Regions from separate parts of the Homo sapiens genome. Here region 2 is linked to region 1. The links are chromatin loops, found by intact Hi-C in ENCODE. Cell type or tissue: heart left ventricle. All regions are shown on one strand.

What was found. A loop is a pair of places that touch in the nucleus more often than their neighbours do. Peaks named below come from ENCODE experiments on the same cell type or tissue, not always from the same donor. Only the 100,000 strongest peaks of a DNase experiment are listed, where the experiment ranks them.
Region 2: it touches region 1 in a loop (2.6-fold over the local background); 5 of 110 quality-filtered maps call a loop at or near these places.

Annotation. Positions count from the first base shown.
Region 1 is chr9:93,818,529-93,826,528 of GRCh38, reverse strand. It overlaps MIR4291 (microRNA 4291), which reads right to left and starts at 7,172; the gene lies at 7,108-7,172. All of the region lies in intron 1 of LOC101928014 (a long non-coding RNA gene), which reads right to left. In heart left ventricle, no CTCF peak of the experiment used is centred here; a DNase peak (open chromatin) is centred at 28; H3K27me3 peaks cover 3,797 bases.
Region 2 is chr9:93,941,416-93,949,415 of GRCh38, reverse strand. No RefSeq gene overlaps it. Among named protein-coding and RNA genes, the nearest start is that of BARX1, 9.9 kb to the left of the region's middle. RefSeq lists enhancers at 1-379, 380-1,307. In heart left ventricle, no CTCF peak of the experiment used is centred here; a DNase peak (open chromatin) is centred at 3,395; H3K4me3 peaks cover 703 bases; H3K27me3 peaks cover 7,883 bases.

The DNA of each region.
Region 1 (8,000 bases):
GGCTTTACCTTACCTGCGTCCTCTCCGCTGCTTCCCGTGCAGGTGCGAGGCCTCGCGCACCGCAGCGCCGCCTGCCGGTGACGTCTGGCCTCCGTTTGCTCATCTGTGAAGAGGGCGCGATGATGGAGGCCGAAGGGTGCCTGTGGACTTTGGCACAGCCTGTGCGCGGTGCATTGTGTTCTCCAACCGGAACGGGAATGGTGGCGGCGGCGAAGGCCATGACTGTAATTGCTGTTAGAGTCATACAGCTGAAATGCTACGAGCACCGACTGTGAGGCCAGAGTGCTAGGCTCAGAGGAGGCGCAGCACGCAGTGCCAGCCCAGCCTGCGGCAAGTTATTGGATCTGGCTGCCCCCGATTCTCGCCGATGGAATAGGGGTCACAAGAATGCCCACCTCACAGAGGTGTGGAGAAACAGAATAAACACACTCATCTACAGTGCTTACAACGGCACCGGCCACACAGTATTACGTTTATAACTGACGCTGCGCAATTCTGGGGGCACAGCGCATATAGAGGGGACTTTGTGGGCAACAACCTGGGACGGGGCAATCATGCAGCGGGAACAGCCCCGATGTCTCACTGCCCCACGCAGTGATACCAGCAGCTGTTGTCCTGGAGTCTTCTGGGCACCAGTCTGTCCTGGAAGCACCTCTGTGGCCAGCTCCTTCATCCTCGGGTCGGTCCCGTGAGGTGGTAACACCACGATTTTCATTTTCAGAGGAGGACATTGTGGCCCAGAGAGGTTCGGCAGCTGGTCAGTGGTGGAGGTATCCTGAGGCTGACCTCACCTGCAACTTGGGAGCTGAAGCCCTGGCCTGCAGACGGCAGAGAGGACAGCTAGAGGAGGCTGCCATGGGGTCAGCCTAGAGGCCTCAGCTTATCCTAGGCCAACACCTCCTTAGATTATCCCACCTAGGCCCTCAAAGGACAGGACTCCTCTCTGCAGCATCCTAGGGGTGCAGCCGTACAGGCCCTGGTTACATGCCTCCTGTGAGGGGGAGCTCAGTCTCATGCCTGGGAGAGCACTGCAGCCCTGAGCCAGGGAAGGGAAAGGCCTTCCTATTGCACAAAGCCTCCTTAGCTTCAGGAGGCATGCTTGTCTCACTGCCTTGGGTCAATCACTATGAAAGACACACTGAACACACATACACACACATGGAGAGGACGAGGGAGAGGGAGAAAAAGTAAGAGAGAGAGGAGAGAGACCCACTCATGGACCCAGGGAGAGGTGCAGATCTGGGAGGGAGATGATCAGGGTGTGCAGTAAGTCCCCAGGGCAAAGGGCTTTCAGAGAGAGATTGGGTTGGGGATGGGAGAATTTGTGCTTTGGACTGGGGAAGAGGGGAGTGAGGCTGAGGCAGAGAGGAAGGCAGGTCTTGGAGGCAGCAGAGCTCAAGAAAGAAGGAGCAGGCAGGTGGGGGGCAGAGAGGTGGGGCCTTTGACTTCACTCATTTGAAGTGACCAAGAGCTCTTTCTGGGGACAGGCTGAGTGGGCAGAGTGAGGAGGAAGGAGATGAAGACATGAGCACAGCTGGGCTGCAGAGGGCTGTTGGGCAGGTTGTGCACTGCACACAGGAGCTCCAAGGAGTCCAGCCAGCTCCTGCTGGACACACTCAAGGTTGTAGCCTGCGGCCAAGAGGGGCATCTTCCCCTGAATCCCACAAAGGTACCCTAAGGCTAGCAGGTCCTTGGGCAGGCTCTGGGGGAAGGGAGGGCACTCGGGAAGACTGAACTGCTGGCTGGTGGGTTTGTCTGTGAATTTTGAGGTGAAAAGGACGAGGGCCTGTGCAAATACTGGTTGGGGAGCAAGTCAGGACAGAGAAGGGACCCTGTGGTGACTTGCCCTGGGTCACAGGGCCAGCAGTGACACAGGTGGGAATTGCCCCCACCCTCTAACCATGCTGGCCACCCCTGCCCCTTGCACAGTGGCCCTCCATTTCTGGGCAGGAAGCCGGCCGAGCCCCTCCCTCACCGGCAGGTGGGTGGCCCCTCATCAGCCTGATGTGGAAAGTGAAATAACTTCTCCCAATTACCCTCGAATCTGGAAACTTTTTGTGCCTCCGACATTTCCTCCAGCCTGGGAGTTAATCAGCCCCTTGGCTGTCCCCTTGCTGGGGCCGGGTGTGGGGGCACCAGGGGCAGTCGTGCCCTAGAAAATTATTTCTCATCACCAATTATTGCCCATTAGAGCTAATGGTTGCGCTTAATCACCGTACACTTATCTGGGGTTTTTTAAGCCACTGGAACAGCCTCCCCTCCACCTTCTCCCCCCAACCCAGTTCTCTCTTGAGCAAAGCTGAAGCCATTGCCAGAAATATATATTTTTTTAACCAAATCACACATCTGATACCGTTTTGTTTGAAAAATGAGCTGCCCTCCCCTTTCGTGTCTGCTGGTCACACAGCCGTGAAGTTGTGGGACAGCAATGGGACCTCTGTGGGGTGCATTCCCAAGGCCTCTGGAGGAGGTGAGACTCTTCCTCCCCAACAACTCTGCAAGGGGGAGGGGACTTAGCCCCAGTGACAGATTAGGAAACTGAGGCTTGGAGGGATGTGATGAAGGTCACCAAGGAGTGATGTGAGGCGGCATGAGTCGCCCCGCGCTCTTTCTGCTTCGGTCTAGGTGCCAGAGACGGAGCAGGAAGGCAGCCCTGGGGAATTCTCACACTGTTGGAATTGGGACCAGGTGAGTCAGGTGGAATGTGGCTCACCCACAGCAGCCCTGCTAGGCCAGGACATCAAATCAGAAATTCTTTTGAAAACATTATTCACATGTCCAACCAAGAAATGGACAGGCTCAGATGTTCCACTCTGCACACACAAAACCTTTGGCTCATGAGGGCAATTCATGATTTTCTTGGGCAGAAATCTGCTCCACAGTCTCTTTCCAAAGAGGCCAGAGCCTCTTTGAGCCTTGGTTTCCTAATCTGCAAAATGGGGCTCTGATTCCTGAAAGAGCAGGACTGCTGTGAGGACTCCAGGTGCTGCCTTGAACCTGTAGCTAGTGTAGAGAGTCAAGGAATGGGCACAGAGGGGCCTGGGAGCAGCTCCGTCCCTAGAGGGCTGGCTTGAGGAGGGCTGCAGACAGGTACCAGGGACATAGGGCTGTTGCCTACTGCCACAAGCCAGGGCCTGAGACCACACTGTCCAACAAGCTAACTTGTTCCATGGACCCTTGCTGGGAATCTGAGAGCCTCAGGCAAAGCCTTGTGGGGCCTACGGAAGTGGGTTCATTCATTCGGAAGTTCTTAAAGATCTCCAAGCTGGGCACACAGCAAGAGAAAAGACAGGAGGCCAATCCCCACTTCCAGGGCACTTAGGAATGGATCAGGGAGAGGGAGGATAAATAGATGTCAGATTAGTCACCCGGATCATTCCAGCTCAACCTACAGAAAAGGATGATGGAATGACAAGCTATTATAGAATACGATGTGGTGTGTGTATGTAAGGTCTTGAATGCATGCACACATCTTTTGTATCTGGCTCTGTCTGCTGAGAGAGCTCTGAAGCAGACACCTCAGTGGCAGTGAGCACATCCTGTACCCAGATGTTGGTCTCTAATACCATCCTTGGGAATGGGATCCAGGGCTCCTTGGAGAAATGGCTGATTCCAAACTTGGGACAGGATCAATACATTATAAGCCTGGAACATGTTGTTATGCACTAAAAAAGGAAGATTATACACTATTTATACAGGTATGTAATACCTGACCTCGGATCAGATGTGGTGGTGAAGGGGAAAGACAGGCTATAAAGGGCAGCATTGCATCAGTTGACAAAACTGTGGCAGGCTTGTGGCTCGAAAAAAAGGCCTCTCTCCTCCCCCATTTCCCAGTTGAGAGCCAGCTGGGAAATGTTGGGGGAGGATTTGGGTGGAAAAATCAACATTTTGCAAGCATTGTGGCAAAGATTGGCTCAGGCAAGAGTCATCAATGGCTGATAAAGCCGGTGGAAAGCTTTGACAAGGAGTAGGGTGTTTTTGCATGCTCTGCAGGTGTCTCCTCATAGACCAGGTATTCAACGCAAGGAGGGGGGAAAAGTTATACAGTGGAGAAATCAGGACCCACCCTGGCAGGGTGACAAAATCAACCACTGACCACCATGGAGGTGCATGCGGGCACCGGGGGCCACCAGTTGTGATGCCCTACAAGCGCACATCCCTAACACCACTGACACCAGGTAGGAAGGCACAACCCACACCCAAACAGGAGGAAATGCAGACAAACTCCAAGTGAGAAACATTTCACTAAAAACACTGTGTTCTTCAAAAATGTCAATGCAATATAAGACAACGAAAGATTATGGACACCATTTCAGGCTGAAGGAGACCAAAGAGACAAAACAACTGAATACAATACCTGACCCTGGATCAGATGGGGTGATGGAGGGGAAAGACATGCTATAAAGGGCGGCATTGCGTCAGGGCAGCATTGTGTCAGTTGACAAAATTGGCACATGGATGGCAGATTAAAGTGTTTTGTCAATGTTAATGTTAATTTCAATATTACCAAAGTCAAGAACGGAGCTGTAGTTACATAAGAGCATAATTCTATTTTTGGGAAACCCACACCAAAGTATTTTGGGGTCAAGGGCTATGACATTTGCAATTTACCCTCAAAATATGTGTGTTTGTGAGAGAGGCAGACACAGAGGAGAGACACAGTGATAGAGACAGAGAGAAAGAACAAGAGCAAATAACCCAGTAAATAATAAAAAGTTAACAGTAGGTGAGGAGTATGCAGGTGTTTTTGGTCCCATTCTCATCCCTGCAAATTTTCCACAAATTGTATATTGTTTTCAAATAAAATGTTTTTTTAAAAGTGATGTGGGTAGGGGACGCCTTGAGATGCAAGTGGTCAGGGATGAATGCTCTGAGGAAAAACATTTGGGCAGAGCCTGCAACATGAGAAGAAATCATCCAGTGCTGCAGAGGAAGGGAATGGCATGTGCAAAGGCCCTGGGGTGGGAAGATAGGCTGGGTGTGCTTGTGCTCAAGACAGGGTGGTGTGGGGAGGAGCAGGGAGACAATGAGGCTGAGGATGTTGGTGGGGACCAGGCAGGTCCTGGTAGGGAGTTGGGGATTTAGTCTTAGTGCAATAGATGCAATAGGTGGCTGCCCATAACCCCAAGGATGCCACTGGGTGAGAGAGAGTTCCTCCTTCATTCGCTTATTCAACAAATATGTATTGAGCCCCTCTCATATCCTGGACTACTTGGGAAAGATGATGGTGCAGAGAGAGCTTCCAGTGCTTTGGGAACAGCCACTAGGTAGTTGGAGAACATTCTGCTATGAAGAAGGGCAGGGATTTGCCCTGATTATAGTTTCAGGGTCTAACAGTCAGGGTGGGCTGGGTTCTATTGCAGCAACAAACAAGCCCAACATCTCATGTCTGCACACAGAAAAATGCATTTTTCAGTCAGTTACATGATGTGCCTTCATGGGCCAGCCCATCAGTCACCCAGGGAAAGGGGACGGGGCTTCTACCCTGAACCTGCACGTGTTTCTTCTGCTCACATTTCATTTGCCAAGCAAGTCACACAGCCACACCTAACTTCAAAGGGACTAGGGACATGCCCAGAATGAAAGGGAGAAGCAGGTGTTTAAGAATAGCTGCAAAGACAGCCACAGGGACAGAAGGAAGCTTGCAGTCTATACAGCTGTCCCCCCAGTGTTTGGCTGGGAATGCGCCATAGGGACTAGCACTAATGCTTCAGTCTGGCACCGAACAGATTCCAGACCAGCAAGGGCCCCCAAGTGGTCGAAGTGGGCAGTTAGGTGAGCTAAATGAGCGTTAGTGGGAAGGAGAATAGCCTGGGACTGGGACCCTGGGGAGGGACACCAGCATGTCCACAGCAGGCAGCTAAAGTGACAAGGGGCCTGGAGACCCCATCCCCTGGGGAGCTGGGGCTGCTAGACTCAACTAACAGCCTAAGTAGAAAGTAGTGAAATCTACTCACTGTCCCCCACCTCTGAGGGCCAGTCCTGGGGCAGGAAGAGCTGATGGAGTCCTAGGGCTAGGAGAGCAGAGCTGCGTCCCCAGGAGGGGTGGGGGCATGGCAGAGATCAGCAGTAAGGACACAAAAATGGGGAGGGCTGCTTGACGGGTGAGGAGCTCCCCGTCATGCAGGGCATGCAAGTAGAGCAGCAGATGCCCAACATCTAGGGAAGCTGTAAAGGAACTTCCTGGGATCCAAGGGCCCTTCCTTTCTCCCAGAGTCTACATTTCTAGTGAGAATGGTGGGGGACAGCCAGGTCAGAGAGGGAGCGTGTGTTTGGAGAAAGCAGGTAGTGGGAAGGGCAGTAAAACTAGGGCCATTCGGGGGAAATGAGGAATCATCTTAGCCATCTCCACCAGTTCTCTACCTCTCCCCACCAGCTTGGGGGCCACCCCTCCAACTCAGTGACTGTGGGTCACCTCTGTCTGTGGCCAGGCCCTCCGAGCTTCCCATCATGAACAATGCCCCTGAGAGACCCTAAGGCGTGTTGCAGGAATGAGCAGAAGACAGGCTGCTCACATCATCCCTTCTAACACCATGGGGCATGGCCTCAGCATGTTTCAGTCTTGCCCTGAGTGCCTTAGGGATGTCAGCGGCTCTACATAAAGTCAGGCCATGGTGCTATCCAAGGGCTGTGATGTGCGGCCAGCAGCAGGCAGTCAGTAGAGCTTGGTGAGTTCATTATTTCTCTCTCCAGCCCTCAGTTCAGAACACAGGGGTACAACCCTGAATGCCAGAAGGAGGAATCAGCCAGTTATCCGTGGTCAGACCTGGAGGTTGCAGAGAGATAACTTTGGTTTGTACAGGGGTCCCTGGAGAAATCAGAAAAAACAGCCGTTCTGAATTCAGACCCCTGAGTGGCCTGGCTGGCCATAGTATTGCCACTTTCTACTGCCCCAAGGGAAGCCCTGTGCTTGGTGGGGCTGGTGTTCTATCTGAAACCAGGAGAGACACAAAAAGGCTACAGCCATAGGGGAGGGAGCAGGTTTCTGTGGAACTAAGGAAACTCCAGAGAGTCTATTGTACAGTGTGTCTGGGTCACCTCCATCTGTAGACCCTGGAAGCACTTGGCTTCATTACCTCACTCTCAGCTCTGAATCCCACAGTTCAGGGCTGCAGCCACAGCAGAACAGCTCTGCCTCCACCCAGCTGTTCCTGCTGAAGCCCCCGGCGTCACCCTCAGGGCGTCCTGAGCTGTGGCACCTCCACAGTGGAGACCCATCCATCACAGAGCCCATCAACGGCCCAGCGCCACCCGGAAGGGGCCAACACCGATGTCAACTAGGGCCACTCTGAAAGCCGCCAGGGCGCGGCCCCAAGGGCAAGATGGATGGGCGGAACCAGCCACTTTAAGGCTGTGTTTATGGGACACCCAAACAGCTGGTCAATCCCCCGGGACCATCACTCACCCAGCTACCAGGGGTCCCTGACAGGCTTGGAGATTGCGTTGCCGTCTTAACTCCAGCAGCACTTAGAGTCTTAGCCTATCAGGCTGAGGGGTCCTGTCCCAGCCACCGGCACTTGACAGATGAGGCACCTGAGCCCCAGCAAGGAGGGCACGTGGCTGCCAGGATCACCCAGGCTGTGAGCAGAAGATGGGCTTGAACCTGGTCCCCCCTCCAGCCAGGGCTCAGAGGGCCCTCTAGTCTCCTGTGCACACACGCAGGCCTTGGCTTGTCTCTGGCACTTTTAGTAATGGAAGGCTTGTCCGCCTGGATGTACGAGCTCTCTCTAGAGACATACCTGATTTTTGGTTTAGTCATGTTCTCATGTTCTACTCAGGGGAGACCAGAGAGGAGCTGCACTTTTACTTCCTCTAGGAAATGACCTCCCCTCCCTCCCTCCATCCCTTCCTTCCTTCCTTCCTTCCTTCCTTCCTTCCTTCCTTCCTTCCTTCCCTCTTTCCCTTTCTTCCCTCTTTCCCTTCTTTCCCTTTTCCTTCCTTCTTCCTTCCCTCTTTCCTTCTTTCCTTCCCTCTTTCCCTTCATTCCTTCCTTTTCT
Region 2 (8,000 bases), 120 kb before region 1:
CAGGGAGCTAAGGCGCAGAGGCAGACGATTGCCCGCCGGCCCGGAGACCCCGTGCTGACCTAGCCCACAAAGCTGCCACTCTAGGTAAAGGGCCGCATCCTGTCTTCCAAGGTGACACAGTCTGTCGGACTGCGCGTGCCCGACCGGAGCTACCTGGCGCCCGCCCTGCGTGCCACTGCGCCCCAGCCACCGAGCGCTGAGGTTGTCTCTCTGCCTGCAGGCAGCAGTCGCATCCTTCATTTCAGGCCCGGGACTTGAAGGAAAGGTCCCTTGGATCCCATTCCTCTTCCGCTCTATGCACAAGTCTCTTCTCATCCCCAAAGTCCTGGGAAAAAAACCCAGATATGGCGTGGGCCCAGGTGGCTGAGCTTCCCGGAGCCCGGGGGCCGCAGCCAGGGGAGGGAGAGGGCTCAGGAGTCTCGCGAGAGCTGTGGCCCTGCGGGAGTGGGGAGCGCCTGCGACCGCCTGGACCCTGGGGACGCGAAGGGCTGGGGGAGGAGAGAGGGCTGGGATTAGCCTGGCCGCAGCGTTCCCCCAGAGGCGCGAAGTTTGCGCTCAGTGTGCTTTGTTCAAGGTGGCCTGGGGAATGAGGGAGTCCTTGGGGAGGCTTGTCAGAAGGGCCCCGGCCCGGGATGGGGGAGGGGGTCGCTTCTCCACTGGTGTGATCCTGGCCGGAGCAAGACGTTCTCCTGGTCAGTAGAAGGGGAGCTGGAGAGTCTCGGGAGAGAGAAGATTTGGGCGGCGCCCAGCTGGGCCCAGCACGCAGGAGGCGTGTGGGGAACGGAAGGCCACTTGCAGCTGGCTTGGATATTCCAGCTTACCGCGGGCTCCACGCACAGCCCCCGCAGCGCGAGGACAGTCGCAGGCGTAGTCGCGAGCGGGGGCGCCCCATCCCTCCCCCTGGCTTTTCACCTAAAAAAAAAAAAAGTTCCTCTGGCTTGCTCCCTTCCCTGTTCTGGATTCCCCTAGAGGGTCACTTGTGGGGACTAAGAAAGAAAAAAAAAAAAGAAGAAGCGCGGGTCCCAGCCCAAGTCGACAACAGCAGAATCTGAAGTTTTTGTCCCCTGGAGCTGGAGGGCACTGTCTTACTGTGCCTACAGGGAAACCGAGCAGGGCCAGCTAGGAGTGGCCAAAATGTGGTCCTCTCAACCCCGAGTGAGCACCTTCACTCGGCCATCTCTCCCCATCTCCCTGGAGCTCCAGGGTCCGAGCAGAAACCTGGTACCGCCTTTGTTTTCAGTTGCTCCCCTGCCTGATTTCCTTTCTACAGGTCAGGGAGCCTCTGCCCTAGAAATGACAGTACCGGAGAAGGAACGCAAAGGACATCCCCTGAGCCCACTTTGGGTTCCTGTGTCCACGGAGGAGACTAGCTGATGCTGGGAACCTCTGTCCCCTCTGTTCAGGCTGGGTTCCCCAGCGGTCCCACCTACAGCCCCCACCCTCCCTCCCAGCTCAGCCCGGGGCCAGATCTCCGAGCTGAAGGAAAACTTCTCAAATGCCACCTCCCCAACCCCACTGTAGGGAGGTAAGGGAGCTGGGACTCCTCGCTCCGCTGGGCGGGGCAGGAAGGTAATGGCAGCCGAGGGGCCAGCAGGTGCTGACTCTGGCTCAGCTCTCTACCTCTATTCTGGTCCCCCGGGCCACTCATAACTTCCTGCCCCAGGACTGTCAGAGGCCCCTCCAGGGAAGGGCCTTTCCTCTTGGGATCTCTCTGACTTTGGAAGGGGGACCCTCACTGGTGTGACTTCAGAAGTTCAATTTGTCTTAGCTCTTACACAGTAGTGTCCCTAGGTCTCGACTTTAAGACAGCATCTTCCCATTTCTGAAATCTGGGTTCCATGACAGTTGAGATGGGGACGAGGGTCCCAGAGGCTGTGGGTGTCATGGATGCTCCATGTGACCTCCCGCCCACTCCCATGGGTGTACTGCCGAGGTTATTTAGCCATTCCAGTGAACAGTGGTGGCCCCTGGCCTCTCAGGCACCAACACTGGAGGGGAAGACCACAGAGGGGAGTCCTTCAGCTAGGCCAAGGAATTCACAGGGGAGGAGAAGCTTGGGGCGGGGCGGGGTGGGGGGTGGTTCTTCAGCAAGGCATAGAAATTCACAGGGGAAGAGCAGCTTAGAGGGTGTCCATTGAGAGAGGTGCCTCTGACCTCTCTCAAAGAAGGCTTCTCAAAGAAGTTTTAGGAATACCTCCACTGATGATTGATTGCGCTGATAGTTGCCGTTTTGATGTAAACTCAATAGTGATCTGTGGTTTTTTTTTTTTTAAATCTATGTGCTAATAAGCCTAAAAGAGATATTTGAGTAAGTATAAAATAAAAATTCCAGGTGATATGAGAGCAATGGGTTATGGCTTCATTCGCAATATTTAAACAACGTTTCTTTCTCAATGCTTCAGGAAATAATCGTGCATCTGACATCAGTGGCAGCATGGACTGGCTGATATGTATCAAGCTCTTATGTCAGCCCTTCATTCCTTTAACAAGCACTTATTGAGTATGGCAGACAATTCCTAGCGCTAGGGACAGAACCCCCCCCCCATTTCTTCTGAATTACTTTATCGATCCAGGGACACCCCAGTAAGCTAGGTGCTCCTGCTCCCATTTTCCAGAAGATAAAGCTCACAGATGTTAGGCAACTTGCCCAGGAACACAAAGTCATTAGCAACGAACTGGATCTGATTTCAGCTTGGTTAGTCTCCACTGCCCCTCACTCAGCAGCCTCAAGGTCCAGCTTGGAGTGCCCCACATGCCTTAGAGTCTCCAAAGCCCCTGCCTGCCTGGAATAAGTCTCACTCATTTGTTCACCAATTTGTTCAACATGCCCTCTGCGTGCCAGACACTGTGCTGGGGAGGGGTGGACAGACGGTGAAGAAGCCACAATTAAATCCACAAGATGATTTCAGAGAGTGGTCGTTGTCATGTGGAAAATGCAGCAGGTGATAGAAGATGAGTGGGGTGGGGGCTTTAGTCAGGGTGGTCTGGGAAGATTGGTCTCAGGAAGTGACCCTTCAGTGGAGACCTGAGTGACCAGGAGGAAGGGTCTGTGTTGTGAAAAGCGCCTGGGGATGAGCGAAACCAAGTGCAAGGTCCGGAGGCGGTTATGAGCCTAGCGGAGGGAGGTGGTGCAGTGGGAGGCCAGGGTGTCCGGAACGAGCAAGGAGAGGTGGAAGAGTGGGAGAGAGCAGGCAAGGATGTGGGCCCAGGCGCCACTTGGAAGCGCTGGGAGGAGGCAGCGTCTTGCTCTTGCGCCTTGGCCCGGGAGAGCCCCTGACAGCCGCCCCAAGTCCGCCCTGCCGAACGCAACTCCGCCCGCACGCGCTGCCGCCCCAGCCCCCGCGGCAGCTCCGCTTCCACCAGGCAATTTGCTTTTTTTCTCCTTTTTCATAAGGATGCAATTTTCTGCGTGCTTTAAGGACATTAGAAGGGCGTTTGACTGACGCGCCATGCGAAACGCATTAGCGAGGCTCGTGCTGCGCATGGCAGGCGGCGCCGCCCGTGCAAGGGGCAGGTGGAGGCCGAGGTAGGGGAGGACACGCAGAGGGACTCGACCCCGAGGGAGCTGGGACCGAGACACGGGGTAAGAAATGCAGAAAGGAGAGACAGAGGTGGAAGACAGCGGCAGTGTCTAAGAGAGAGAAAAGGGGAAACAGGGAAGTGTGTGTGAGAGAGTGGGGGTGGGGAGGCACAGAAACGGCGGAAAGGGAGGGGAAGAAATGGAGAGACAGGCTGGAGAAAGGAAAGGGAAAGAGCAGATAGGAGAAGAAGGTGGAAAAGTTGGGGTGAGGAAAGAGTTACTGAAGGAAGGCAGCCCAGCTGTCCCGCAGACCACCATGTGACCTTGAGCACAGAAACGGGCGAGTTCCCTGCCTGGTAGTGGAGAAAATGGAAAGTGACAGAAAACTTCCTCCTTGTGTTTCTGCTTTTCGAATGAGCCAACTCCCTCCTTCCCCAGGGCACTCGCACATGCTGTTCCTCAGTCTGCAATGCTCTTCCCTGTGCTCCCGGTTGCCAGGGACTGTCTCCTTCTTCCGTCCTGGGCTCCAAAGGGTCGTTTCGCAGAAGAGGGCTGCTCTGACCCTGACTCACACTGCAGTGCGCTCTGGCACTCACCACCACTCACAATGCCTTCTGTATCTACCTGGGATCTATCTTTGGGGCAAGGTCTCTCACAGCTCCTGTCCACCTAGCATTCCCCTGCACTTTAAAGAACTTACTCTGCAAATGCTCCGACACCGCTCCCGCCCCCCAACCTCAGAGTCAGGAGGATGCTGGCTGAGTGGTTCTTTTTTTTCCCCCAGGGGTATCTGTAGGAGTCCCTCCTCCTGTCTGAATGGTGGCTGGTGGCTGAGTGTGGGCGGGGGGAAGGTCTGGAGGGGTTTGGGCTGGTCCTGCAGTCAGGATTTGGGAATGGTCCAGGGGTCCATGTGGGGATGTGGTGCAGGAGCACCAAGTGGCATCGTTTCCCAGCCCTGGAGCCTGAAGGGAGCCCAGGCCCTCTCCAAGCAGAGGCAGGGATAGAAGCCAGCTTGCACTGGGGACCAGCTATGTGTGCCAGGCCCAGGATGGGGCCTCTCCACCCCCATCTCCACCATTTTGGAAGCATTGATGTTGGGCATGGCCGTGGCTAATCCCAGTGTGGTTAATCCTAAAAACCTCTTGAGATAGAGAGGGTGAAATCTGTTTCTCAGATGAGAAAACTGAGGCTTAGAAAAGGGTCTCACACCTAGTGAATGGCAAGCAGAGCTGGGGTGTAATTCAGCCCAAAGTAACTTGATGAGCTAGTCCTGTACCTTCAGCCCTGAGAAGATTCCCAGAGAAGGCTTAGCTGGCTGAACTGCGTTGCAATTCATTCCAGAATACAGCTGTTCTGAGTTCAATCAGTGAAGGCCCCGAATACAAGCACAGCTGAGCCATGGGGCAGCCTAGCACTGTAGTTAAGACCCAGGGCTTCATCATTTGTTAGCTGTGTGATCTTCGGCAAGTTACCTGTCTTCTCTGTGCCTCAGTATCCCCCTCTTTAAAATAGGAACTGATAACATGATCTCATGTCCTCATTAGGTGCCTGGACATGCAATGAGTGGGATTTCCTCCCAAAAGATTTTTGGAATAAATGTGAGGGTATAACTTGGTGTTCGCGTACTGTCCCTGGAGCTGATGGGAGCTGCTAGGATGGAGCAGCTCACAGAACTGCAGGGGGCACCCCTGTTCTGGGCAAGGGGACAGGGCTGGCTCTCTGCAGGCCTTTGCTGCTCCTTTCTCCTTGTGGGCTGATGATGGACTATTGTCAAGGAGAGAGCCTGGGCTTTGGAGGCAAGTTTGTGCTGGGGTCCCTGAGGGTCTGGCATAATTCCCTTCCATTGTCTTCATGGCACTTACACGAGGGCAGTCCTCGGGAGCTGCCCATCTCTCCCACCAGCATGTCTGCTCCGGAAGGGCAGAGACCCTGCCTGTCGTGCACCCCAGTTCCTGGACAGTGCTGGGATGTGGCAAGTGCACAGCAAAGATCTGTGGACCAGATGAATGAATGTCCTGCTGCCCTGACACTTACACACTGGGAGGTCCCGGCCAAACTCTCACTGTCTGGTTATGACCCATGTGTGAAGATCTCATATGACAATAGTTAGCTTAGCCTTCCCTGTCACAGCCAGTGGAATGCAATGCCCTCTCCTCCCCTGCCTGCTGGTGGTAAACTGAGGCAGGGGCAGGGGCAGGGTGATTGACAGTCCCTTGGCAGCATGGGTGTCACCCTAGGGGTGCTCCACTCTTGGGGCTCCTCAGGGTCTCATAGGTCAGGCTATGTCATTCCTACACTGATGCTTCAGCAGCTCTCAGTCAAACCCGTCAGGCCCTGCAGTGAATGAATGAACGAATGAATGAATGAGTGATGGCCCAGTTCTTTCAGCTATAAGCTCTGGCTTTGAGTTGGCTCAGGACTTCGGCTGCCACCAAAGCCTGCCCTTGCAGCAGCCTGAAAGTGCCAAGAAATTCACCCCTTCCACCCTTGAAAGTGGTCCTCAACCAGGGGTGGGCGGGAGTTTGTGGATAGACACCCGCCTCACCCCCAGATAGATGATGCTAAGGGGTGCTGTCCACACTGGCTCCCAGAGTTCCCCTGCAAGGTCAAGCTCCAGCTGCCCCTGGGTTGATTTGCTGGACCCCACACCCTTTGTCAGCTGTGTGGTGTTGGTCTTGTTCTGTGTAACATGAGTGGATGGGCAAGCTCCATAGAGGGCCACTGTGGGGAGGGGAAACCATGAAAGCAGCTCCCCTCATGTCTCCGAACTGTTGTGGCTCTGGGTAGGCTTTTATCTGAACAACAGGATAGCTGCAAAGCGAGGTTTAAGACCAGCTAAGAGTAGAGACTTTCAGAGGACCCTGCCCAGCTCAGAGCTTCTGGAATCCTCACGTTCCCCTTCAAGCAGCCACTGGCTTTGCGTCAATCATGCAGCAGCCTCCCTGGTGTGTAACAGGGAGGAGGAGGAGGAAGGAAGAGGGAAAGAAAGGAGGAGAAAGCAAGGAGGATCGCACACCGTCTGATGCCCGGTCTGTGTAATGCTGGCAGCAGCTATTCAGAGGCTGGGATGGCTGCCTGCATTTCCTGATCTTCAAGGAGACCTTGGACATCCTGTGAACATAAGAAAGCAGAATCCCTTCTAAAGAAGGGACAGCGTGCTTCATTGTGAAGGGGCCCCGCTGGGCAGCTCAGCGGGTTCTTGGAGGCCCAGTCCACATGGAGCTCCTGTGCTCTTGCTGATGGGGGATGCGCAAGGCCGGAGAAAGAGGAGGAGGAGGAGGAGGAGGCAGCGGCAGCAGCAGCAGAAACCAGCATCATAGTCAGGGAGTGAGTGGGGCTGTGGGAGAAGCGCAAGTGTGGATGCCCTTTACATATCATTTATTTGTTCATTCATTCATGTATTCATTTCCTCATTCACTTATTTGATCTTACAATAAGAAGTTATTCGTGCCTTATTTGTACACCCATGTTCGTAGCAGCATGATTCACAATAGCCAAAGGGTGGAAGCATCTTGAGTGTCTATCAGCGGATGAATTGAGAAATAAAATGTGCTCTGTACACACAATGGAATGTTATTCAGACTTAAAAAGGAAGGAAGTTCTGACCCATGCTACAACGTGGACGAAACTTGAGGACATTATGCTAAGTGAAATAAGGCAGTCAGCAAAGGGCAAATACTGTGTGATTCCAGTTATATGAAGTCCCTACAGTCATCGAAGTCATAGAGGCAGAAAGTAGAACGGGGGTGCCAGGGTTTAGGTGGCTTTGGACAATCTCGCTTCTCCCCCTTTACTCACCTGTAGTCCTCAAGAATAACTGTAGAATGTGCTGTGGATATGACACCCATAGAGAGGGACGGCTGGGGCAGCCCTGGCTCTGTTCCAGTTCCCCCCATAGAAGCAGGATGTCCTTCAATGGTTTAGCCAGCAAGCCTCTTTGCTCCATGGTCTAAAACCCAGCCCAAGACCTGCTTTCCAGGACCCTTCAGCTGGGGTGCAAGTGGGGCACACATGAATGAACAAGACAGGGGATCCCAGGCTTCCATTGTCCCTTGCTACCTACTGTAAGGAACAAACCCGCTTCATGTAACCTGTTGGGTGCCTGTGTGTTCTCTCACTGGACTCTGACAATTTGCTAGCCAGTGCACAGTGAGCCTACTCTGGGGCTGGAGGAGGGGCAATGGGGAATTCGTGTTGAAGGGGGACAGATTTTCAGTTTTACAAGATGGAAAGAGTTACACAGATGGATGATGATGATGGTTGCACAACAATGTGACTGTACTTAAAACCACTGAACTCTTAAAAATAGTCACAATGGTAAATTTTATGTTATGCATATTTTACCACAACTGAAAAGTTATTGTGCCTTCTTTGGACAAGATTCTGGGCTTGGCCCATTCCCTCAGAGAGCATGCATTCCCTCACCTTCTGCATCATTTACTCTGAGCTGATGACTGCTTTCTTCACTTGTTAGTACATT